2 separate regions of the Mus musculus genome follow, and region 2 is linked to region 1. The links are chromatin loops, found by intact Hi-C in ENCODE. Cell type or tissue: heart. All regions are shown on one strand. Each heading gives the region's core, and the rest is flanking DNA. Links, peaks and the distances in the headings are about the cores only.

Region 1 (12,706 bases), core at 1,803-9,802:
AGTGGGGAGCCCAAGCCTAAACAGGGGAGACTTAACCCAAGTTCAGGGCCAACAGAAAAGGTCCATATTTCAGGAGGCTGAGTCCAGCAGGCTCCAGATGGGAAGGTGATTTGGCAATTGTCTTGAGTGCTTCCCAGGTATGAACTCTTTGGCAAAGACCCAGCAGGAGCAGAGACAGAGGAGCAGTGCAGTGGCTCAGTAGGTTGCCAAGTTAACAAGGCAGTGGCATAGTGGCATTTGAACTAAGTGTGGATATCTTTTATATCTTCAGTTCAGAGCAAGGGTCAGTTCCCAACACTCCACTCTAAGATGAAAAAGTATCCTAGAATGCCATTGTTTATAGTAAGCTGGGATCTTTGTGCCCAAGCTGGGCTATTGCAGTAGAGCACATCTCCATGCAACAGAATACTTTGGAGAATAATTGTGCTGTAACTAATATGAATAGTTTTCCTTAATTTATTTTTTATTACTAAAGCAAAAGATTAAATTGGAGAAATTTCAATTTTAAAACATGCTATTCATGCCAAAGTTTCACCTGTAGAATCCCAGGAGGATTAGAGTGAGTTTAAGGCTAGTCTGGATAGGCTATAGAGTAAGATCATGTCTCAAAACAAAACAAAACCCTATTTAGATTATTCAAGTACTTCATAAATAATTGTGTCTCACAAACTCTATTCTGTGTTCTTGTCATAAATTTTGAGCATTAAACTCCCAAGCCAAAGTAGTTGCTGTTTCGTTTCTGACACCACCCTACTCCCCACCCCCACCCCACCCCACCACCACCCTCCCTATCCCCCCTACTCTCCCTACCCCACCTCTATCCCACTGCATCCTGGACAAGGGACCCTCCACCATGTGCTTATTTTACATATCAAAGCAGACCTGGCCTCCAGATTCTCCCAGCATCCCTCAGTCCCTACCTAGCATACCCTGTCCCCAACCCTGAGCTTTCCAACCCAGGGGCTGGGTTGCCCTTTCTCCAGCAGCTTCTCCCTATATAATCCAGACATTTTGGTCTCGTTCCTTCTCCTTCTCTCTCTGCATATGCACTCTTTTTCTCTTTCTCTTCCCCCTCCCCTTTCCCTTCTCTCTCCCCATGGTGACTTTCCTGGCCTTATTCCTTGGGGTCAGTGAACTTGCCCAAGAGCATCTTCCCAGTAAACATGCCTTTAATATAGTCTAACCTGGCTTGAATTGGCTCATTTCACTGGCAAAGAAATAACCTATCAGTTGCTGTTGCGAATCAGGAACCAACACTCCAAAATATTTGGGAACTGGGCATTTTAAATCAAACACTCTTAACAATGAGCAGGTGATGCTGGAGGCATCCAGCCCTCTTATCTGCATTAAGCACAGTTGCACCCAACAGTAGGGGCTTCGTCCAATTCTTCAAATTCTCCATCTATAACACCAGAGAGAAATGGCAACAGCTGCTATTGTCCAAGCTGGTATCTGTCCCTGGAGCTTGTTCAGACCCTAGAAACAAGCTCACTTTGGCCCCAGGGTTCATTTATCTCCATCAGATCATTCTAAAGATCAGTGGTTCTCACCCTCCCACAGTTAACTCACCTTGTAATAACCCCAACCATAGAGTCATTTTGTTGCTACTTCATAACTGTAATCTCGTCACTGTTATGAATCTAAATGTAAATATCGAATCACAGTGTATCTGATATGTGACATTTGTGAAAGGGTTGTTTGATGCCCAAAGAGTTCTGTACTCACAGGTTATGAACTGCTGCTCTAGATTTTCTGTGCCCCACCCCCATGAAAAGGGCATTTATGCTGAGTGTGATGGTGTATGGTGGCAATCTCAGCAGTCCAGAGGTTAAGGAAGGAGGGGTAAAAATTAGGGGTGAGCCTGGGCTATAGCATGAGAGGAAGCCTGCCTCAAAATTACAGATGAGAAAAGGGTGCAGGACCTAAGTCTCACATGACCTTTTCTTTGAGTTTCATTATTTTTCATGGCTCCTGAGTGTGTTCGTGTGTGTGTGTGTGTGTGTGTGTATGTTAATCTATTGTTAGTTTGTTTGTACAGAGTATATTTAAAATTGCCAATGGAAAATGTGAACTTCCTTGAGTCACATGGGATAATAGTGTCTTAGTGACTCAGTTCTCAGAACTCAGGTTCTGTCTAGTCCCTTACACTCTAATACTAGCATTCACTGTGAATCCACTTATAGATTGTAGAATCGTAGGGGCTTGGCCATCATACCTTCTGAGTGACCCCCCCAACTATTATAAGCTTACTCTCTGAGAAGCAAGGATAATTTTGAAACTGGCTCCGAGTCTGGACACACCAAGACACAAATTCATTACGTAACAATGCTTCTGTGCTTCCTATAGGAAAGACATCCAGAGCCCATTCAAGGATAGTTGGAAACAGATTTTCAAAAACGAATAATCTCAGAGGAAGCCAGTTTGTCTAGTCCCTGACTTTCTGAGGTCACAGGCTCAAATTTACCCTCCCAGAACAGGATAACTCACTAGCCTGGAGGACAGTGAATAGCAAAGAGAAGCCATGACTTTCTTTCTCTCCTCTAGAGAAATTCCTCACAACTGACGAGGGAGGCAACTGGAACTTGTGACAAATGGCTTTCTTTTGCTGGTCCACTGGTCAATAAAGGGCTTTTAAATTAGAAATCTATTTGTTTGTTTGTTTGTTTGTTTGTTATGTGTGTGTATGTGTGTGTTTGTGTAGGTCAGAGGACAACTCATAGGAGTCAGTTTTTCTTCTACTATGTGGATCCGGGGGCTCAAACTCAGGTTGTCAGGCTTGTCCAAAAGTGCCTTTACTTGTTTACCCACTAAAATAAAAAGAGACCTGTTAGCATTCCTTCTAGGCTCCACCCCACTTACTGGGCAACAACCAGGTATGCCTGGCTCAGTATAAAAGAGGCTGTTTGTTCCCTCCTCACTCTCTTCCTAGCTTACTCTCTTACCCTCTTACTCTCTTCCCTTTCTGTCCCTTCTCTCTTCATTCTCCTCCCACACTCTCTCCATGGCCTCTACTCCTCTCTCTCTTTCCCTCTCCTCTTCCCCTCCCCACTTCTCACTCTCTGTCTCCACTCCTGTCCCAAGTCCCTTTTCCATGTCCTAAATAAAGTCTATTCTTAGGAGGAAGGGATGCCTCAGAATGGGCCCTTAGAGGCATCCCCTCCCCTGAACCTTACCGCATCTCTATCAAACATATCCTGGTTCTTTATTCTGTCTTATAAAACACAACAAAGCCTTGTTTTCATCCGTTATACATTTTCTGTGAATGAATCACCACCTGCTTCCCTGCATCTGTTAGGTTTTCAACCTGGGCCTGCCCTGTGTTTAGCTGCTGGCTCTGTGGAATGTATTGACCCTCTGCCCAGGGACACCCTGATTTCTGGCTCACTGTTGAAATGTGTCCTTCATCACCAAGGCAGCAGCTGCTGAGGTCACTGGGGCCACCCTGTTTCCCATCATTCTCTTGCGCCTTCTCCATTCTATCTGCTACAAGGCTCATAACACAGTGCAGCCCATGCTCTCACCACCATGTTGGTGACAATGCTGCCAAGTACACAGTAGGTGATCATTGTGCACTCAAGGAAGAAGAAACCACAAAGGCATACACAGGCACCTATGGATGGTAGGAGATGCTGTGGGCTACACTATTACATAGTTTGTCTCTACACCTCCAGGAGGGAGAGAGAGAGAGAGAGACAGAGAGAGACAGAGAGAAGCCAGATAAATCCTGGAATGACTTCTAAGCAACAAACCTGCTGCTAACTGAGACTGAACTGATCATTCCAGTTCCAGTGAGATGTGAGATACCTTTTTAAAATCAATTCAGAAAAAAAGCTCAGAGTACTCAGCAAGACTGCAAAGGAGAAATAGGGAACTATAGGCTAAGTCTCGCCAGGCTTGGGATTGTTCTGGAACAGTCCCCACATTCTTTTCTGGTCCTGGAAGCCCAAGTTTGCATGCTGACCATCACCTAACTCCACTTCTCAGTGTCTACAAAAAGTTCTTATGTTATCTCTTCAGTTTTCCCCAAAGGATTCCAAAGAAAATCCCAAATCATTTCATGTCCTGGGGCTCTACTGTCTTCTGTATCCTGCCTCCCATGCCTCAGGCTCTAGGCTCAGTGCAACCAACCCCTTGTCCACAAGGCCATGGTGTATATTCTTTCCCACATGTGCCCCATTCTTAGATATCTTCCCCTTAGAACATTGTTTCTTAATCTGTGGTTGCGACCCTTTCAGGAGTTAAGTGACTCACAGGAGCCACATATCATATATCCTGAATGTCACATATTTACATTATAATTCATAACAGTTGCAAAATTACAGTTAAAAGGTAGTAATGAAAATAATTTTATGGTGGGGGGGGTGGTCACTGCAGCATGAGGAAGTGTATTAAGGGGTCACAGCATTAGGAAGGTAAAGAACCACTGCCTCAGAGTCTAACTCCGTTGCCCTTTTTATTCCCTTCCGTACTGCCTACTTCCCACTACCAGCTTCGGATTCTGATAATGGTCTTTTCTGCCACCCCTTGCTTTGCCTTATGTTGCCTTCAATGAAGTGAATCAATACTGAATTGTTCACATTTGTCACTTTTTGAAATCATGAAGGTAAGAATACCTCCCTGTAATTAGTGTTTAGCCTGGTATCCAATATGAAAAGTTATTAGACTGGTAGATGGCTGAGTAGATGGATGGATTAGTGCATGGCTGAGTAGCTAAGTGGATGATGAGGTGGATGGAATGCTATGGACACCTGAGAAAAGGTTTGAGTGAATTCTTGGGAATCAGGTCTTGTTAGTTCTGAACTCCAGATAGCATTCCCCTAAAAACCTGCCTAGACAATATCCTGAACCCCAATAAAAGCTTTGATATCCTCTCTTCCTCTCTCCATCCTTCTCCCCCCTTCCTCCCTAGTCTCCCCCTATCTTCTCTCTGTCCTTCCCTCTCCTTATTTCTCTCCCCTCCCTCTCCCTTTCAGTGTTGCCATAGTTCCCCACTTCCCACTAACATTGAGATCTGTGGTAACACAAATCTCTTAATTCACATGTTCTTTTGGGTTGCTTCCTCTTGCAAGTCACGACCACACTCACAACCGTGGGCATCTTGGGAAGAAGAAATTGCATCTAATAAAGAAAACAAAACAAAACAAAACACCCCCCCACCCCACCCCAAAAAATCTATCAGGACATTTGCCCGTGTCAAGCCCTGCCTCTGGAAGGGGCATATGATCTGGCAGGCCAAGACTAGAAATTGCAAAGTGACCTCAAAAGCAAGTGAGAGAACAGTGTAGCCAGCTGCCAGCAATAGAGGAGTGAGTGCTCAAGATCTGCCCAGAATCCTGCCTCAGCTGGATCCTGCCTCCACTGGGATGACTCTGTGAAGTGGCTTTTAACCTATCTTAGGAGGCTGGGCTCATTAGCACACTTGTGTGGCCTCATTCTGTTACTACTTTCCTTTATCTCTTAATCTAACACTTTCTCCAAAGTGTTAGACTCTGAGTCTAGCTGGGGTCAAGTAGAATATGGTGGTGGTTGGGGACAGGGGCAGTTAAACGTAGTTTCCACCTTCCAGTGGCTAGCTTTGATTGAGACAGGCCTTGGCCCAGGTGCTGTGAGCTGTAACGCCTGCCCGGGTGTTGATTCTTACATCGTGATTTTGAGCTGCAGCCTCTGATTGTGCTCCTGTGCCTTTGAACTCCGCCTAAGCCTTGGGTTAGGGAATATGACAAGGCAGGCCAGGTTCATTTTCCCATCTTTCTGATCTTTTGGGGACCCTGACACTTCATTTATAGTGCACTAGGAAACCCTGAAAACTATTTTCACCTTTTTAAAAAATATATATATTCTCATGGAGATTGACATTGTTGGAAACCCAGAAATTCCCACAGCCAAAATCCTATTTAAAAGCTTCCTGTCTATTTAAAGTTCATGATGGGAAGAATAAAAGAAAAAAACGACTCCAAAAACAGAGACAGGGTACAAGATAGGAAAAAAAAGCAGATCCAGTTTGCTTCTAAAAAAGGCCGAAAACTATAATCTTTCCATGCCCTTGTGTCTCAAGCGTCACATATTTTTCTTTCCCTTCTGGTGGTTTGCAATCTGAAGTGGAATTTTATCATGGGTTACTTGGATGATACTTTTCAAGTCTCTACCCTCCCACCCCCCAAAGTCTCTGCTCACTGGACAGCATGCCACTGGGGCTCTTTGTGGTATGGGAAAGTGAACGGACTCAAAATAAAGCAGCCATATCTCTTGGATCCTCTGTGTTTCCACAGCTCTGAGCCAGAGACTGCCCTCTGAACAACAAAACCGTGATGAAGGCAACAGGAGTCAGAAGGCTATTCATGGCAGGAAACCCCAGCATCCGGTGAGAAATAAGAAGTAGGAGAGCACAGGATGCGCCCTGGGTCAGGAGGACGTGAAAAGCGAGTCTTTGTAACCTTCTCAATGCCAGAGCTGTGGTAGTGTGAAAGCAGCAGTGCGCCTCTGCTCCCTTCAGAGCACAGCCTGGTGTCAAGGTCCAGGTTCCACCGGCTGCTGCTGTCACCGCAGGGGAGTCTAGCCCCTCCCAGAAGGAGACACAGAAGAATGGCCATCTCAACTGGTTTGTTCCTGCTGCTGGGGCTCCTTGGCCAGCCCTGGGCAGGGGCTGCTGCTGATTCACAGGCTGTGGTGTGCGAGGGGACTGCCTGCTATACAGCCCATTGGGGCAAGCTGAGTGCCGCTGAAGCCCAGCATCGCTGCAATGAGAATGGAGGCAATCTTGCCACCGTGAAGAGTGAGGAGGAGGCCCGGCATGTTCAGCAAGCCCTGACTCAGCTCCTGAAGACCAAGGCACCCTTGGAAGCAAAGATGGGCAAATTCTGGATCGGGCTCCAGCGAGAGAAGGGCAACTGTACGTACCATGATTTGCCAATGAGGGGCTTCAGCTGGGTGGGTGGTGGAGAGGACACAGCTTATTCAAACTGGTACAAAGCCAGCAAGAGCTCCTGTATCTTTAAACGCTGTGTGTCCCTCATACTGGACCTGTCCTTGACACCTCACCCCAGCCATCTGCCCAAGTGGCATGAGAGTCCCTGTGGGACCCCCGAAGCTCCAGGTAACAGCATTGAAGGTTTCCTGTGCAAGTTCAACTTCAAAGGCATGTGTAGGCCACTGGCGCTGGGTGGTCCAGGGCGGGTGACCTATACCACCCCTTTCCAGGCCACTACCTCCTCTCTGGAGGCTGTGCCTTTTGCCTCTGTAGCCAATGTAGCTTGTGGGGATGAAGCTAAGAGTGAAACCCACTATTTCCTATGCAATGAAAAGACTCCAGGAATATTTCACTGGGGCAGCTCAGGCCCACTCTGTGTCAGCCCCAAGTTTGGTTGCAGTTTCAACAACGGGGGCTGCCAGCAGGATTGCTTCGAAGGTGGCGATGGCTCCTTCCGCTGCGGCTGCCGGCCTGGATTTCGACTGCTGGATGATCTAGTAACTTGTGCCTCCAGGAACCCCTGCAGCTCAAACCCATGCACAGGAGGTGGCATGTGCCATTCTGTACCACTCAGTGAAAACTACACTTGCCGTTGTCCCAGCGGCTACCAGCTGGACTCTAGCCAAGTGCACTGTGTGGATATAGATGAGTGCCAGGACTCCCCCTGTGCCCAGGATTGTGTCAACACTCTAGGGAGCTTCCACTGTGAATGTTGGGTTGGTTACCAACCCAGTGGCCCCAAGGAAGAGGCCTGTGAAGATGTGGATGAGTGTGCAGCTGCCAACTCGCCCTGTGCCCAAGGCTGCATCAACACTGATGGCTCTTTCTACTGCTCCTGTAAAGAGGGCTATATTGTGTCTGGGGAAGACAGTACCCAGTGTGAGGATATAGATGAGTGTTCGGACGCAAGGGGCAATCCATGTGATTCCCTGTGCTTCAACACAGATGGTTCCTTCAGGTGTGGCTGCCCGCCAGGCTGGGAGCTGGCTCCCAATGGGGTCTTTTGTAGCAGGGGCACTGTGTTTTCTGAACTACCAGCCAGGCCTCCCCAAAAGGAAGACAACGATGACAGAAAGGAGAGTACTATGCCTCCTACTGAAATGCCCAGTTCTCCTAGTGGCTCTAAGGATGTCTCCAACAGAGCACAGACAACAGGTCTCTTCGTCCAATCAGATATTCCCACTGCCTCTGTTCCACTAGAAATAGAAATCCCTAGTGAAGTATCTGATGTCTGGTTCGAGTTGGGCACATACCTCCCCACGACCTCCGGCCACAGCAAGCCGACACATGAAGATTCTGTGTCTGCACACAGTGACACCGATGGGCAGAACCTGCTTCTGTTTTACATCCTGGGGACGGTGGTGGCCATCTCACTCTTGCTGGTGCTGGCCCTAGGGATTCTCATTTATCATAAACGGAGAGCCAAGAAGGAGGAGATAAAAGAGAAGAAGCCTCAGAATGCAGCCGACAGCTATTCCTGGGTTCCAGAGCGAGCAGAGAGCCAAGCCCCGGAGAATCAGTACAGGTAAAGTGCCATAGGTTACTTGGGTAGCTGGGCAGCCAGATGTAGGCCTGGGAGGCACAGACCACAGAACTGAGAGCAGAGACAAACAGTCAGCAGGCCATTTGTTGTTTAAAGCCAACCTCAGCAGCCCAGTCCAAAAGTGCCTATCTGTCCTATGAGTTCATGTGGAGTAGCGGCAAGGGGACCAAGGATGCAGATATGGCAGAGTTCCATGGCATCTCACACTGTAATCTTCTGTTTTCCACAGCCCAACACCAGGGACAGACTGCTGAAGACTATGTGGCCTTAGAGACAGCTGCCACTACCTTCAGAGCTACCTTCTTAGATGAGGGGGAAGCCACATCATTCTGAATGACTTGACTGGACTCTCAGCAAAAAAATTGTGCACCTTCCACTTAAGAACCTGGTGGCTTGGGATAGGCAGGTATTTTCTTGGTGCCTTTGATATGTCTGGGGGTGAAAGCTGTGTGTTGGTTTGTCATTGTGGGGAGTTTTGTGGATATTGACAGACCTCACTCAAACACCCTTTTCAAATCCAATAGCAACTGGTTCCTCTGGTTCCTAATTAGGGGGAAAGGAGTCAGAGGGGTGGGACAGGGTGGGGGGATGGGGCTTCAAAGTTTTTTCTTATCACTTGATTTATCATCGAAGGAGTTACTGGTGCTAATTACAATGGAAACAGTTCCTTTCCATCACAGGACAGACAGCAAACCAATTTAAAACTACTTAACTAGGTGAGAGTGCTCTACCCTTCCTATAGGGACTTTTTCAGGATGGCTGCCTTTGTGTACATTTGCCTTCTGGCATTTCCCCTTCACGTCCCCCCCCCCCCCCCAGCCCCCTTGGTATTGTTGAAACTGTCAGAATGAGAGGAAGTTCAACCAACTGCTTAGGGAGTAAGCTGGCAGGAAGTTTAGATATTGTATCCCCTCACTCTTAACTTTCTGATAGCCTTGGGTTTATGGGCAAGCAAAGTTACAAGTTGGGAAGTTGCTTCAAGTGAGTGAGAGGTCTTGGTAAAAGCATAATCCAGAGGGGGAGGCAGGAGGGGATTGTTTTAACAGATATTTGAATGAAAATATCAGAATGAACTGATGCTAACACACACCTGATTATTGAGAAACAATAACAAAACTCCTAGATTCATTTGTCTTTGCGCTAGCACAGGCCCCAACTCCACTGCAGGGCACCCTGTCTACCTTTATACTGTCCCTAACTGGAAGCTGGTACTGTAGGCTCAGAAAGCCTTAGGAGGCTTTCATTCTGAACGTAAGGAAAGGATGTGTGAGCCAGGTGATGGGCTCTATTTTAAATGCTCCCATTTAAGTTTACCTTAGTCCACTTCACAGTTAAAAGTACATCTGGAGGACTTGAGCCCTATCTTGTTGGCGTGACACATACCAAACCAAGGATTAGTCATGAAGAAAGTTCTCTCTCTCTCTTTTTTTTTCTTAAAAAAAAAAAAAAGGAGATAGAGGGGAAAGGGAAAGGGGAAGAGAGAACAGCTAAAAAATGTCCAGCCTTTAAAACTGCTTAGAGCCATCTTATGATTGACATGTTTATTTCAAAGTGTCCATTTACAAAAGTGTCCCTTAAACTTGCAAAAGTGTCCCTTAAACTTGCTGACGGTAATGTTGTTTCAGCTGCACAGGTCTGTCTGGGGACTGGAAGGCATCCCTGGTGAGTCACTTCAGTATCTCTGGGAGGCTTCATCTTAGTTGTCTCTGCTGTTTGAAAAGCTGAGACATGGAATGTGTCTCCATCATGAGATTCAGAGTCTTTGTTCTCAGACTAGAGAACTTTGGTTTCTAGGAACAAAGGCACCCATCCCTCAAGTTGATATCCAGGAATCGAACGTTAATAACAAGCAGATTCAAGACCTTTGGAAATATCTTAGAGAAATATATTAGAGAAATACCTTTTTTTGGCCAATTTAAAATGAAGATATTTTTATTAGTCTCTCTCTCTCCTCCCTCTCTCTCTCTCTCTCTTCTCTCTCTCTCTCTCTCTCTCTCTCTCTCTCTCTCTGAAAACACAAGGTGGAGAGTAATGGGAAAAAGATCGGGCTCAGTGGGATGCCTGAAATGAGTGCATTTAAAAATCAACTCAGCATCTGGCTTTCAGTTGAAGTTTGGGTGTTTGGAACAGGATCCCTGGCAATAACTGAGATTGGCAGCTAATCCATTACCAGCAGACCAGCATTACCAGCCTTTCAGATCATTCAGATGAATTTAGAGCCATGGTAGTATCTGCATATACGGACATGACCCTAAAAGCATCACTTTTACCTCCAGGCCTTCAACTGCTCACCTTTATGGCTGGAGATGAGGAAGATAACTGAATCTAGGCTCCCCACAGCTGTGTTTGATCTATGCCCAGGCTGCTGTGTAGGACTTCAACTGACCAGGATGACTTAGGGGATAGACATGAAGCTCCATTTCCAATACTCCTAGGGGTACAGGATCCACTCTGTGGGACCCACAACAGGGAAGGGAATGATGAGGAACATATTTTCTCAAAGTGTGCTTTCAGCATGAGCCACTCCCGTGGAGACAGAGCTCTCTCATCTCCTGACCTGCCAAAGCCTTCAGGAGAACCATACCTCATGTGGCAAAGCCAATGGAGCCACTCACTGTTCCTAAATGGGTGCTTTATTTTCACATATATTCTTTTTTTTTTTTTTTTTTGAGACAGGGTTTCTCTGTATAGCCCTGGCTGTCCTGGAACTCACTCAGTAGACCAGGCTGGCCTCGAACTCAGAAGTCTGCCTGCCTCTGCCTCCCAAGTGCTGGGATTAAAGGTGTGCGCCACCACTGCCCAGCCTCACATATATTCTTGCTGTCCTCATACTTGAGACTGGAAAATTCTGGCTTAGGGCATCTAAGAGGCAAAGCAATAAATAAGTGAACTTCTACTGGACCAAAGGTGTGTTAGGCTATGCCTTCTCTACCCACGACATCAGTGAGCAGAGACAGAACACTCCTCTGCCTGTGAGGACCAGAGGAAGTACTACTTGGCAACAGAATTTTCTTAAGTCCAGACCTGGAAAAACTGTATTTTGGAGGGGCATACCTTCAGGCCTCCAGCCTACCCATTACTGAGTTGTAGGTGGCCATCACTGTCCTTTGTATTTTATGTGGTTCTGGCGATGGTAGCCAGCACATGAGTATGGTAGACACTAGCCTTCCAGGATCCCTATACTCCTAGTACCTTGCATTATTTTTGTTCATTATTAAAGATAGTCAAAAAGCAATACCTCCTCACCCCCAGTAATTTGAGGAGTTAAACAAACAAACAAACAAACAAACTACTCAGAAAGAAGTGCCTGGAGAGAGAGAGAGCCCTAAACACTATTTGCAAAGGAAGTCTAGCCTCAGTTTTCCCTGGTGTCTAGCATGGCTTTGATGCAACCCCAAATGTATGCATTTTCTGGCTTTGGAGACCCACTTATCATTATCATTACTACCATCACCACCACCACTACCACCACCGTCACCATCACTGTCATCACCAGCTCAGGGTGCTACGCATCATCATGGTGTTTTATTAATGACAGTAACTGGATGAATCCCACCTGTCTCTAACTGAGAGCAAAAAGGCCAGACAGAAGAGGAGCAGAAAGAAGAGAAGCGGGCTGCTTTCCTTCAGCTTCATACCCGGGGAAACCGAGTAAGCCTCTGGGAAGGTCTACCCTGATTCCTTCCCCAGAGCACTGGATAATGTGGAATGAAACACAAATACTTTTGAGTACATGTTCACAGTGCAGGGCAAGCTGCCGAGAAAGAACTCTTTACCTCCTCATCAAGTTTTCCTCCTCTTTGAGTTCCTAACCATGAGCCTCGCGTGGACTGTTATCACCAACCAAACTTTCAATAGGTGGATGGGATCACTAGGTCATTTTGTTCTGCCTCTCTTTTCTCATAAATATTTCTGCCCAAACTAAAGGAACAGAGATGAGATTTGACCAAAAAAGGAAAAAAAAAAGATTACTCCATTCAAAATAACATATTTTTTGAAAGCAAATATAGGAAAGCCTTTTCCTATTATTTTTTTTCTTCTTAGCTTCCCCATTGTCTGAATTGGGAAAACAGGAAAGCATTGCTTTCTAGCACCTGCAAAATGGTTTAATGCCCCTGCATATTTCCATGTCCTTCCAACAATAGATTTAGCATGGGAATCTGAAATAGACGCCCTGAAAACATCTGTCTCTTCCC
Region 2 (12,706 bases), core at 1,676-9,675, 61 kb before region 1:
GTCCTTCACTTTGTGCATCTGGAAGTCCTTATTCAGCTAGCTTTTGGAGGAAGAACAGCATCTTGGCAGTCAGAGCCAGTATATACTTGCCAAAAACATACCAGTGGGATTTATGTAGAACTGTCTCAAGTGCCATATCACTGTAGCCAAGGAACCAGCTGTCCTTCCTTACCAAAGGCCACATGGACTTTAGAGCCCCATCTAGATGTCCTGATAAGATTGATACCTCAGAAGGGTGATCTGAGAGGTGAAGATGGGATGAAACTTAGCGAGGTTTGTCTGAAGCAGCTGCAAGTCCTCCGCCAGTGGGTGGAGGACCTGTCATGGGAGTCTTACAAACCTGCCTGAGCGCTTTCAGTGTTGAATTTACAAATCTGCCTGGCTGGGTTCCTTAGGCTTCCTTGAATTTCTTTTCTTTTTATTTGATTGGATCAAGATCATAAAAAAATGCAAGTAGGCTCAGGGTGTAGCTCAGCGTCAAAATGCTTGACCGATATGTGCAAGGCCCTGACGGCGACCCCAGCACGGGGGGGGGGGGGGGGATTACAATCAGTCTAACCAATCCAACCGCGAGGGAAAGGCTTTATTGGCTATTACGGAAAGAAATGTGATTGTGATACTCTAGCCTCAGCATCAAATTCAAGCTAAGACGATAGGGGTATGAGACGAATGGACAGAAAGCCCCTTCTCCTGGCTGCCCCATAAAAGCTGTTCCTTGGGGGACAAGGGATAAGTCTGTGGGCTCATCTGCACCAGTTGTACAGCCCCTTGGAGACATAAAATTGTTGCCTGAAAATCATAGTGGATAACGGTATTGGTGGGCCCCACTCAGCTCAGGGAAGGGGATCACACAAAGCCCAAGTGTGACTCTCTGATGCCTTGAGTTTCCTTAAATGTGAGATTTCCCTGTGGACTGTTTTACTGGTTGCTCATGGCATCTATTTTTTAATGTTTTAAAAAATAATCTGTGGTAGAATGTATGTCATTTTGACCATCATGTACACAGTCAGTATATATTCATATCCGATATTGTGCAGCCCATCTCGAGAACACTCTAGCATCCAAAACTAGTCCTCTGGATCCATCCAGCTCACTCCCAAGTCCTGCCAACTGCCATTCTGTTTGCTGTCTCTAGGAGTTGATTACGCCAAGTTTCCATCCTGAGGGAAATTACACAATATTCATTCTTTTATGATTTCCCATTTATTTATTTTACTGCATGTGTTAAGGGGGAGGTGGTGTAAGTATGTGCGTGGTATATGTGTACATGTGAATGCTGCTGCATGTACCTAGATGCCTGTTGGATGTCTTGTTCTGATACACTCCACTTATTCTTTTGAGATTCTCCCTGAACCTGGAGCTAACTAAGCTTCTGGCCAGCAAGCCCTTTCACCTTTACCCTCCCCAGGACTGGAGTTATGGATACATGTGTAGCCACAATTGGCTTTTTACATGGGTTCAAACTTAAGTCCTCATGCTTGCTCAAAGAGTGCTCTTATCCAGTGAGCTAGCTCTCCTGTCCCATGCTCTTTATTTTTCCGAAACACTGTCTTACTGTGCAATCCAAGTTGACGTCAACTTTGTGAGCCTCCTTCCTGTCTTGTCTTCCTGAGTACACAGATCACAAATGTGCACTACTGCACCAGGCTGTGTGCAACCTTTTATAACTGGGTTATTTCACTCAGCATAGTTTTTTGAGGTTCATTCTTGTACTATGTGCCACAATTTATTCTTTTAAGACTAAATAATACCCTACTGCACACAGAGATGACATTCCATTAATTCATTAATTTATTGATGGACACCTGGTCCATCAGTTGCTCCTACTTCTTGGCTATTAAGAACAATGCAGCTTTGAATGTGAAAGCATGAATATCCCTGCTTTCACTTCTTCTGTGTGTATATATAGAAATAGGATCCCTGAATTGGATGATTTTTCCACATTTACCTTTCTTTGAGTTGTATTCTTTGGAAGAGTCATTCTTTCCCATGGTGACAGTACCATTCAGTGCTCAAGAGTTTTTGAACATGGTGAGCAGCATGCTGCCGTTTGTTAATATAGCACCTTAATTAGGATGTCATGATGTTTTTGAGTTGAATTTTGCTAATGACCAACAATGCTGAATTTCCTTTCTTGTGTTTATTGTACATTGTCTTCTTTAGAGAATTGTTCTTTGGCCATTTTTAACTTTTATTTATTTATTTTTGTATTGTTCAGTTGCAGGAGTTTTTATATATATCCTGAATCTTAAATCTTTCACATATTCTGGATCTTAACCCCCATCAGGTAAAATTTGTAGGTGTTTTCTTTCTTCCAGCTGCATGCATTGTGTTCCACTCTGTCAATTAGGTCCCTTGACACACAATTTGATCTTGATATAATTTATTTATTTTTAGTTTTATGTTCTGTGTTTTGGGGTGTTATGTTATTAAAAATTCAGTGTCATAAGAATTTATCTTTTTTCTTCTCAGAGTTTTAAAACATCAAGTCTTGTGTTTGAGGTTTTGGTACATTCTAAGGTAATTTTGTATATGGTGTAAGGTAAGGGCTGTCATTACTCTTTTCTGTAGAGACCCAATTTCTATAGCATCATTTATTGAAGAGACTGTCTACAGCTTCCAGAATGGCTTGTGTCTGGGAACTCTAGTGGGGTGAGGGAATAAAGAAACAACAAACGCATAGACATACTTACAGAAAATCTTGCGTAGAGGGGGCCAAGCTCACGCTGATGAAAGGCACTAATTATGCAACAACCTAGACCCTTTACACATTTATTACATTCCTCTTGGCTTTTACCATTTCTTTTGACTGCCCACCAGAACTAGAGATAAGACCCATTGCTGAAAACACAATATACTTTGGTTGCAGGACAGATTAAAACAATGCTAGAACTGAGCCTGAAGTTAGCTAGCTTCTCAGTGCCAGAAAGTGCTACTGGGGGTTGGATGAAGTCATCAGTGGTGTTGTAATGCAGGGGTGGATCCTGCCTAGTAAAGTACCCACCTGCCAGGCAAGATGTGCTCCCTAGTACAATAGTGTCATAGCTATTGTGGCTTTCTAATTGGATTTGAGGCTGACTTCACAGGAAGGAATTCAGATCTAATACTGAAAACCTGGTCAAAAGCTTGTGATTGAGGAGGCTGTGGACTCTAAGAGGGATAGGAAACCTACCATTGTGTTTCACTGATGGATATGTCCTCAAACTGTCTTCTAAATATTTATACTCATAGATTGGTTCCACTTTTAGTCAGAAAAGCTTCTTTTAGCCCTGAGCAGTAGTGAATACAAGACTTATAATTGGCCAAGGTGCTGAAAATAAGTGATCATAAAGCACACAGCCTAAAGGAACATTTTTAGTGTTGTTTCCAAGGCTAAGGAGCATTGCAGAAGTGTGGGTAGAAAGTATGTAAAAGTTGGAGGGTAGGAAGGAAGGAAGGAGTGCTGTAACGTGCTATCTTCTGGACATGACATGACCTCACACTCAGAAACTCACAGCTGCATAAAATCAAGCCAGTCCACATTCCTACAGAGGTAAGGGAGGGGCTCACATGTCCCCACCCCTGGCCTTGGACTACTGGCAGTTATTGTTGCTAGAGGTTGGAAGTCATTTTTCTTTAGTAGTATAACCACTGGTAAGTTGCCCATGCTTTATTAAATAACTCCTCAACCACGTTCACGCAAGAAACCCTAATTAAAGTCAATGAATTAAAAATAAAACAACATAAAAGTAGGAAAGAATGGAAAGGGAAGAAAAGAGAGTAATATGAGTGAACATGACAAATATAGAAACATAGAAAGCATACAAATAAAATTTTAAAATTAAGAAAATATCTTGAATTCTAGGATGGAATTTTATGCTTCTAAAACAAAAGCAAAACCACTCCAGTTGTGATTTCCATAGGAATCACATTAAATCGCCAGATCACCTTGGCCATAATAACAGTGGTACATCTTGCCTTATATACATGGTCTTGGAAGGGCTCTCCACTCACTCATTACTTCCTTTATCTTGTCCATCAGTGATGTGTATTTTCAGTGCACAAGTCTTTTGCCTCACTGGCTAAGTTTATTCCTATGTGTTTTATCTTTCTTATGCTCTTGTAAATGGAGTTGTTTACTTAATTTCCTCGTCATATTGTTCTTTGTTGCTGGATTCTGTAAGATCTTTGCCCTGGTAGGTGTCGCTTGTCATCTAGCTAAGGCAGTAAGATGTTAGAAACCTGCATAGCTAAAGAGCCCTAGGCACCCTCAGTTTAGCCCTGGAGAAAGAACATGAGTCTATATAGGCCAGCTTTTTTCAGTGCCCACATGATACCCGGTGCTCACTGGATAAGCATGGCAGCAAAAACCTGGCCCAGTCATGCTTTGCCCAATGAAGATGCTAAAACTCTCAGATTATGCTTGCTATGGACATTGAAAGTGATCATGTAGCTTATCAGTGATTCAGGCACATAAAACAAACCAGTAATCAGAATTGATGTTCTGTAGAGCTCAGCCAATCTCCTTCTCGTCTCATCCTGAATAAACCGAACTGATAAACAGACATTAAAATATAAATAAATAGATGTTTGCTGAAATTGCAATGCAGGAAAGAGACACAGACACCCGGCTTGTAACCACAAAGGTACAGAGATGGGAAAGCATCACATGGCCCTCACCCTCTCTTTGAAGAGCAATGCTTTTTGGCAGGGAAAGTATTCAGATTACCCCTGTTATGGGGAGGGAGTGATCCTCTATTGTTGATGCTGCTGTCTCTAAGATCTGCAGTCTCCAGGGGAACTATTTGGGCATTGGAAGCTGGGGAGCTTAGCCACCGCCCTAAGGTGCCTTATCTTTAGCTACACTTCTGGAGCAAGGCCAATGATCTCACTCCACCCGTTGTAACCTTTTCTGACTTTAAGTTCCTGGAATTGTTAGGACAATCCCTTTGGAAAGTCAAAGCCAGCTTTGCACCCTTCAAGCTGCTGTTCACGCACAAAGAAGGAAAAGATTGAGTTGGCTGCAGAACTCTGCTGGAGCCCCACCACACTCGGGGTCCTGAGAAGGAGTTAGACTGTCTTCTGCTGGGTCATCCAACAAGAATGGGGAAGTAAGACAAGACTCTACAAATATATGTTCAATTCCCCCAAAAGGAAACTTTTAAAGAATTATTCAACTCATACAACTTATACCTCTACTTTTCAATATGAAATACAGACATTTAGGACACACAGAGAAACCTAGCCCCTCCCCAGCTCTCACCTATCCTGACAGTACATAAGATTTCACCCATAGTTACCTAATGACCTCATTAGGCTAGCCCTGGAGACACATGACTGCTAAGGCACACTGAAGCATAAGTGGCTACACAAAAGCTCGTGATGCTTTGCTCTTATTAAAAAGTCATTCAGAGGCAGATGGTGGTGGTAGCATGTGCCTTTAATTCCAGCACTCTAGAGGCAGAGGAAGGCAATCTCTGAATTCAAGGCCAGCTTGGTCTACAGAGTGAGTTCAAGGATGGCCAAAGAAAAAACAGAGAAACCCTGTCTTGAAAAACCAACCAACCAACCAGTCAGCCAGCCAACAAACCAGCCAATCAACAAAACAAACAAACAAACAAACCAATAAGCAAGCAAACAGTCATACATAATTCAAAGATGGCAATGGCAGGGTCCTTCTCGGGAGTGGAAGAGTGGCATGTAGAAGCATGCTTGAGTTCTTGTCCTCGACTGAGGACATTCCTGAGGTTTCATCACATAGGACTTCTTCCTTCACTTTGAGTCTGCTCCTGGGATGGGACAATCTCCCAATCATTCGGCAAATATCCATTGCACTGTCTGAGTGGCAGAGCCAAGCTCTGGTATTGGTTACCCACACCTCTCAGCTTCAGGGCCTGTTCTGTCTCCTATTGTGCACTGAGAGTAGTCTTTACTCCCCAAAGCAATAAAGTCTTTCCCCTCAACCATATCCATTCCAGAAGAAAGAAGTTGCATGGGGTTAGTCTTCTCCATTTTAATGGTTTCTGATCTTCTCAGACAATGAAGAACTCACTTATGCAGATAGCAAAGACAATTCTATTATTTTCTGGGTTTGGACTTCAAGTACTGAATTCATACTGTCCTTTAGGTCAGTGCTAAAGTAAGCCAAGAGGTGCCCATAGAGTGAGTCCAGGATCCAAGAGAGGGCACTGCAGTTGTCCACTGAGCAATTCATGCCCTCCTCCCTTGGATCCACACCATGGACCTAACAAGCTCCATGAGGACTCGAAGGAAAGACTGCTGTGACTTGTTTGTAGGTTCCCAACTATTGGACAGAGATTCTTTGACCTCTGTATCAGTCATCTTGGAAGCTACCTTCAAGGTAAGACAAACCCCTGTCCAGGTTGACTGGATAGTCTCACTGCTCTGGGGTATGTGTGAGATGATAAGAAACAGGAAATAGCCAGGGCATGATCCACATACCAGAAAACAGACTTGTGATGTCAGAAAGACAATCAGTGGAGGTTTAACTGATAAAGAAAAAGGACTGCACTAAAGTCACCACGGAGATTCAGAGGAATGTGAGTGGCGTATGCAGTTTTGTGACTCTGGAAAGGCCTCACCATATTTCACGTGTGGAAGAAATTTCTGGAACTGTTGCAGCCTATAGATTGCTACCCAGTTACATTCATGAAGTTTGAGGCCAATGTGAGCTCTCACATGCCATTAAATCTTTATGAATATGACAACTGGAAGCTGTTAAAGACTCAACTAATGCTCATGAGACTAAGTCTTTCTGTTATAAAATAAATAAGAAGTATCTTTAAAAATACGACACCATAAGGGCTGTTCTCTTGTAGAGTCAATGATGTTCTAGAATGACAGGATGCTGGCTTTTCTGGGCCTTTGTCTGGATGTGCCACCTGTCTGGAATAAGATCGGGGAAAGGGAACAAGCCAAACATTTTCATAGAACTTTGGGTACATAAAGCAAGCAGTGCAGATCATATTGGATACAGAGCATGGACTTTACCGGTGGGATCAGTAGCAGAACACTGGAGCCAACTGTTACCCAGATTCCATCTATTGCAACATAAGAACTTACAGGATACTAATTCATGTGACTTTCACAGACAGAAAACATTGATAAGTTTGGAAAATGTCACTTCAAAGTAAAACAGTTTTTTTTTTATTTACAAATCATGGTGCCTTTCATGTACTAACACAGATATGATTTAGTGACAAGGAAATAACACTCAACTCATTTGACAAGACACTTCTATTTTCTTTATTTTTATTTTTATTTTTAAATGCAATATATATAAACACACACTGGAGTCAAAGACAGCAGCTTGGTAAATGCCTGCCAAAATATTTGCAGATAAGGGAATACTGTACATTTATTTCTGTATAGAGTGTTCTCTTTTATGTGGGAGGTGGTAAGAGAATTGTTTTCTGACTGCTTCAAAGCTTTTGTATGGGTGAAGCCTGGATGTTTTGTGATCCAGGGACAGAACCAACCTTGGAAATAGTGCTCAGCAGTTTTGCTATGTCCATGCTTCTGCATGATGTATTTTTGTCACAGGGAGACAAAAATACCAGACAAGCCAGAGGCACTGGGTAGACGTTGTAAGTCTTGTCTAAGTTTCAACAACAACAACAACCTGCTTTCTTAACTATTTTTTATGGAGGCCAGTACTGACACTTATCCCACATCTGTCTAGGGTGTCTAAACTAGACAAGAAGCCACTGGGCATGGGCATGGCTTGGGCTCTGGAGATCTGACTTATAGAACATATGTGTGTCATAGAGAGGGACTCCAAGAATGTCCTCTGATATAGCAGATAGGAACTCATGCTCAGAGGTGACTCTGAAAAAGAGGAGAATGGGAGGGAGAGAGTAGGCCTCAGCCATTGAGAGTGAGGAATTTTTGGCAATTTCCTCCACATTTATCTCTATCAGTTGAAATCTGTTCCCAAGGACAGTAACTGCTTATGTTTGTTCCTTCCTGGAACCCCATGAAATTCCAGTGTGTGTCCCCTACAGGAGTGTAGACAGCTGATGGGCCCAAAATTGGCAATAGGCTCTTGGTGTGACTTTTAAATCCAGCATTTCTTGGGGCCACACCTATGGATTTTGTCCAACCTGTGCTTTCCTCCTGCTGCAGAACCTTCAATGTCTGCCACTCCCCACTGCCTCCGAACTCCTCCAAGCTGCAGCTCATAGGGCAAAAGCTCTCTGCTCTGCCTGCTCCTGTTCTCAGTTTCCAACCCTGACCGTGTTTATTTATGGAACACAGCTTGAACCTTGTGTCTCCTTCCAAAGCCTACTCACTGCTCAGGTTTCAGAGAGGCACAGACTGTATTCTTCCAGGGAAATCAGAAAATGCTCTATTGGCACCCAAAGTACAAAAGATAGAGTCCTCAGCTTCTCCCTTCCAATCATGGCCAGAAACGGAGTGGTTGGCTCTAGAGCCATTGAACTTTATAAACTTCACCAGTGTGGTCTTGATAGGCAGATAGTACATCCTTCTTGGACTACCCACCCTGTTAAGCCACTGTAGCTAAAACCAAGGCCCTGAATCTTGTTTTCATTTCACTCTGCCTGATGCCTGTTAGGTGAGACATAGTTTTCAGCTCTCCTCCCACCGAACCCGTGCACACATGCACTATTTTCAAATTAGTATATAAAATACTGAAGCTGTATACAGTAGTGAGTCTTGCTCTGACATGTCCATACATGTACGTGATATACTTTTTAAAGGTGTGAAGCACTCCCCTTAACCCTTGCAGAAGTTCCTCATGAAAACAGATAAACTCAACCTCCATAAGACTATCTTAAAGGGGGTTGGCTTTGTTTGCTTTCTATTGCTGTGATAAAACACCATAACCAAAAGCAACATGGCGAGGGAAGGGTTGATTTGGTTCACAGGTTATAGTCCATTGTCAGGCAACACAGAAGCAGGAACTGAAGCAGTGGCCATGGAGCATCCAGACTTACTGGCTTGCTCCCCATGTTTCTCAGCCTGCTTTCTTACAATGCAAGACCACTGGCCCAGGGGTGGCACCATCTCCCACACACTGGCCCTGTCCACATCAATCATTATCCAAAAAGCATCTACAGATTTGATTACCATTAATCTGATGGAGGAACTTTTTTTTTTCATTCATACACTTAAATTCCAGGCTGGTCAAAATTTCATTTTCAGTCATAATTATAGAGGTGTGTTTTCTGTGGCTTCTTGTGGAAGGATCTAGAGAGAGCCTTGCACAGGGTTGCCTTTCTGACCTCCCTGTGTGCTTGTCAAATCAGACAGGATGACAGAGTGACTCTAAATGGCCAGCAACAGCCTATGTGGCTTTTTAGGACAGCAATGGTTTGAGAGCTTGCTCCCGACCTATGTGGCTTTTTAGGACAGCAATGGTTTGAGAGCTTGCTCCCGACCTCTACATCTTACCCCAGTATATTATAATAGTTTCTGTGAGAGATGAAATGGGGTGAGACAGTGTTGAGCAGTTGGTAGCCCTTTTGCAGACAGGAAGGTGTCGAATGATTCTTCTTCAAATGATACAGACCTTTTACTGGAAGGCTGCAGGAGCGTGAGTATGAACCTTGGCCATCTGCAGGACTCTTTCTAGGATTGCCACTGTGTGCCCTTCAAGGTCCTCTCCCCCAGGGAAACATTCCAGATTATACTGGACCTTGGGTACATGGAGAAAAGATGGCCCCCAGTGACCTGAATAAGTTATTTTGGGGGATGTTTGATCCTAAGTCCATATATTTCACCTGTACTACATCAGACAGAGTCCTAGGGACATCACCCTACTTCCAGTGCCAGCAATGAGCACATGGTGGCTTGTCGTATGGATGCCCTTGGGACTCTTGGAGTTCTACTAGGTACACAGGCATGGATGAGCCTCTTTCTGAGTGTCATTGCTTCCCTGCATGCCCTAATGTTGTTTTATGTCTCTGCTGCTGCCATCTGCCGGTACCCCATACGACAATGAATAGTACAACTTCCCCATCTAGTTTCACTCAGAATTGGGTAGGGTAGTCCTGAAGTATGTGATTTCCGTGTCTTTTGTGCCTCCAGCTTCTTCTGACCTCCCTGCCTTCCTGATCCAACTTACTACTCATTCTCTAGGCTTGGTCTCTGCCCTCAAGTCTTGTGGACTACCATCTGGTCAATTCAAATATAGTCCACAGCCCTCATCTGAGCCTGCAGACCTTTATCCAGGCCTCAGGCAAGTCATAGTCCAGCTATCCAGTACTTCCTGCTCTCTCTGCTCCATGGTCCAGCAACCTATGCACTTCCTTCCTAGGTCAGGCTTCCAGTTCCTCGTGTCACTCCTCAGGCCAGGTATCACCTGATCCCACTGGGCCCTTGTTCTTCATTCTTGGTTGGGCTGACGTTTAAGTGCCTTGTCCCATATTCTCTCTGCTGAGTCTGATACTCATATTATCAGGCTCCTCTATCCTAACATCTATCACCAGATTCCTCCCGACACACAAGCACACTGTGCTCATTATCTAAGGCTGGTATGCCCACAGCAGGAGACTTTCACTCTGCATTAAGGTTTAAACTCCCCATATGGCTAGTTTCTTCACCCTCAGCTCACTCTGGTCTCAATTCACAGACAGATTTTCCAGAAACTCATAGTTAGGCTTCTCTGGTTTCCACCTATCTCACCCAGTCTGCTCATTGTTGTGTGCCTTAAGACTCCTTGGCTCCGTGTTTGTTTTGTTTTCATGCAAGAAAAAAACGTCTGTCAGTCCTTAAAAGGACACTCCCTCTCAACAGCCGTGCTTTCCTTGTTTCAGCATACTCAGGAACCTAAACCCCATACTAGGACCTCCTATCTGGGATATGTCAGGCCCAGCCTGAGCCCCTGGTGCTCCCAGCCTCTGCCAGGCCTATGGGGAGCCTTGAACTCAGATGGAGCTACCTCTTGAGAGCATCCTTTATTCCCCGATCACATTGTTTCTATTTAGAGGAGTTCTTATCAACCAGTGAACAACGCAGGTGACACTTGCAATGGCTGAATTGTCATTACTGGGAATGTTCCACATGGAGTGGGGAAATCGAGTTCTAATCAACTCTAATGCTCACGAGGCCCCACCAGAGGACACTGTGGCCCAGATGCCAATAATGCCAAAGTGGAGAGACCTAGGGTGCAAGTGATAGCTCCAGCCACAGGGTTTCTGCACAGGGTGCAGAAGGCTAGGAGGGAGACCAGGAGCTCCTACTGTGAGCATTTTGTTTGGCATAGGGGAATGGTAGCAAGAAGGCTTTTACAGTTATGAGTTCCTTATCTTTGCTGTCCTTTAGGAAGCCGGCAGCCATGGGCAGCTAATTCCTCAGGTTCTGGGGGTGTATGTATTTTTTATTCATGGCTTAACTGTGATGAACTTAATCAAATAGTCACTTGTGGCTGATGTTAAACAGGAGCATAGGTCTAGAGTCATGTGAGATTTCTGGAGAAAGCTTGACTCCTAGAACCCAAGGTCACCCCCCCCCCCAACCAACCCCTCAGTTACTGTTTTTCCTAAAAGCACTCAACCATCTGTACTCCTGGGATACACTCAAGAGTCCCCTACCTACCCTTTTAGCATACCCAGCTTTATTCTCTAGCCAGACTAACCTAGTGCCTGGATGCCATAGGATATTGCCATATGCTGCAGAAGTGGGGGGCTTTGCCTCTCCCTCTAATCCTGTTCAGGCCCCCTCCATTCACCCAAGAATCCAACATCTTCTCAGGTTTGGCAAAGACAAGAGAAAGGCAGCTATGTGAGGCAGGCAGCTTGTGGGCCTTTTGAGAAGAAAAGTTGGGATTACTGATCACCTTCTGTCAGGAGGGAAGCCTTTCTGATTTGAAAATCACCCTCTAAGATCTCTCTCACAGGTCCCCGTAGGACCATCTTACTTCCCTCCCAGTTTCCTTATGACCTTTCTGTTTATCGCCCCATCTCTTTGGGCCCTTTGACCCCTCACCTTTCCCCCTTTCTTTACCCCCTACAGTCTTTCTTTATCTTCTTCTTCCTCTTTGTCTTCTTCTTCCTCTTTGTCTTTTATCCTTCTCCTTTTCCTCCTCCTCCTCTTTTTCCTCTTTTCTCTGAGTCATGTGTCTGCAACACTGGATTTCTTTAGTTTGGTTTTTCTAATATGGTGTTCTTTCGGGCCCATTTTTCTCCTGGATAGCTCCTGTGAGAAGCCCACATGTTGGCTGCTCCACCCCCAGCCCCATGGCTTCCTCCTGTTTCTGTTATTGACCTGGGCATTTGAAAAAGATATTAGACTCCTGAGTGGTAGAGATCCAGGGAAGCATCTATCCACTGACCTCCATTTCAAGGTCCAGGTGGAGATGGTAAGAGGAGACTTGATGCACCTAGCATTGAGAAGCTTGGCTTCCAAATTGGTATATGGACTTTGCTCTCCACTCGTGCAGACCACTGCTGCTTGCGGAGCTGCTGTTGACGCTGGGGACTCAGGGTATGTTTTAAAAACAAGGGAGTCAGCTGTTGGAACCAGGCAGGGTTGGACGTCTGAGGCCTTGCTGCTGCTTTTGAGGATGAGAGCAAGAACGAGCCATCTGAGGACAGGCCTGAGGGATTCAAGTGCAATGCCTCTAAGAGCTGGCTGCTTACTCACCCTTGGCTGTGCTTCCAGACCATGCAGCAGCCCTTACTCACTTGCTGAGCTCTTCCTCTTTCCCTCTTCCTTTCCGCATTCCATAGAGAAATGTTGGTTC

What was found. Peaks named below come from ENCODE experiments on the same cell type or tissue, not always from the same donor. Only the 100,000 strongest peaks of a DNase experiment are listed, where the experiment ranks them.
Region 2: it touches region 1 in a loop (4-fold over the local background); 4 of 42 quality-filtered maps call a loop at or near these places.

The regions. Positions count from the first base shown.
Region 1 is chr2:148,437,301-148,450,006 of GRCm38, reverse strand. It overlaps Cd93 (CD93 antigen), which reads left to right and starts at 6,472. Exons shown (of 2, transcript NM_010740.3): 1 at 6,472-8,492; 2 at 8,740-12,706. The coding sequence starts at 6,583. The coding sequence ends at 8,764. In heart, for the core only: no CTCF peak of the experiment used is centred there; DNase peaks (open chromatin) are centred at 6,386, 7,776 and 8,386; H3K4me3 peaks cover 3,574 bases; H3K27ac peaks cover 4,212 bases.
Region 2 is chr2:148,497,977-148,510,682 of GRCm38, reverse strand. No RefSeq gene overlaps it. Among named protein-coding and RNA genes, the nearest start is that of Gm46770, 58 kb to the left of the region's middle. In heart, for the core only: no CTCF peak of the experiment used is centred there; a DNase peak (open chromatin) is centred at 4,832; H3K27ac peaks cover 299 bases.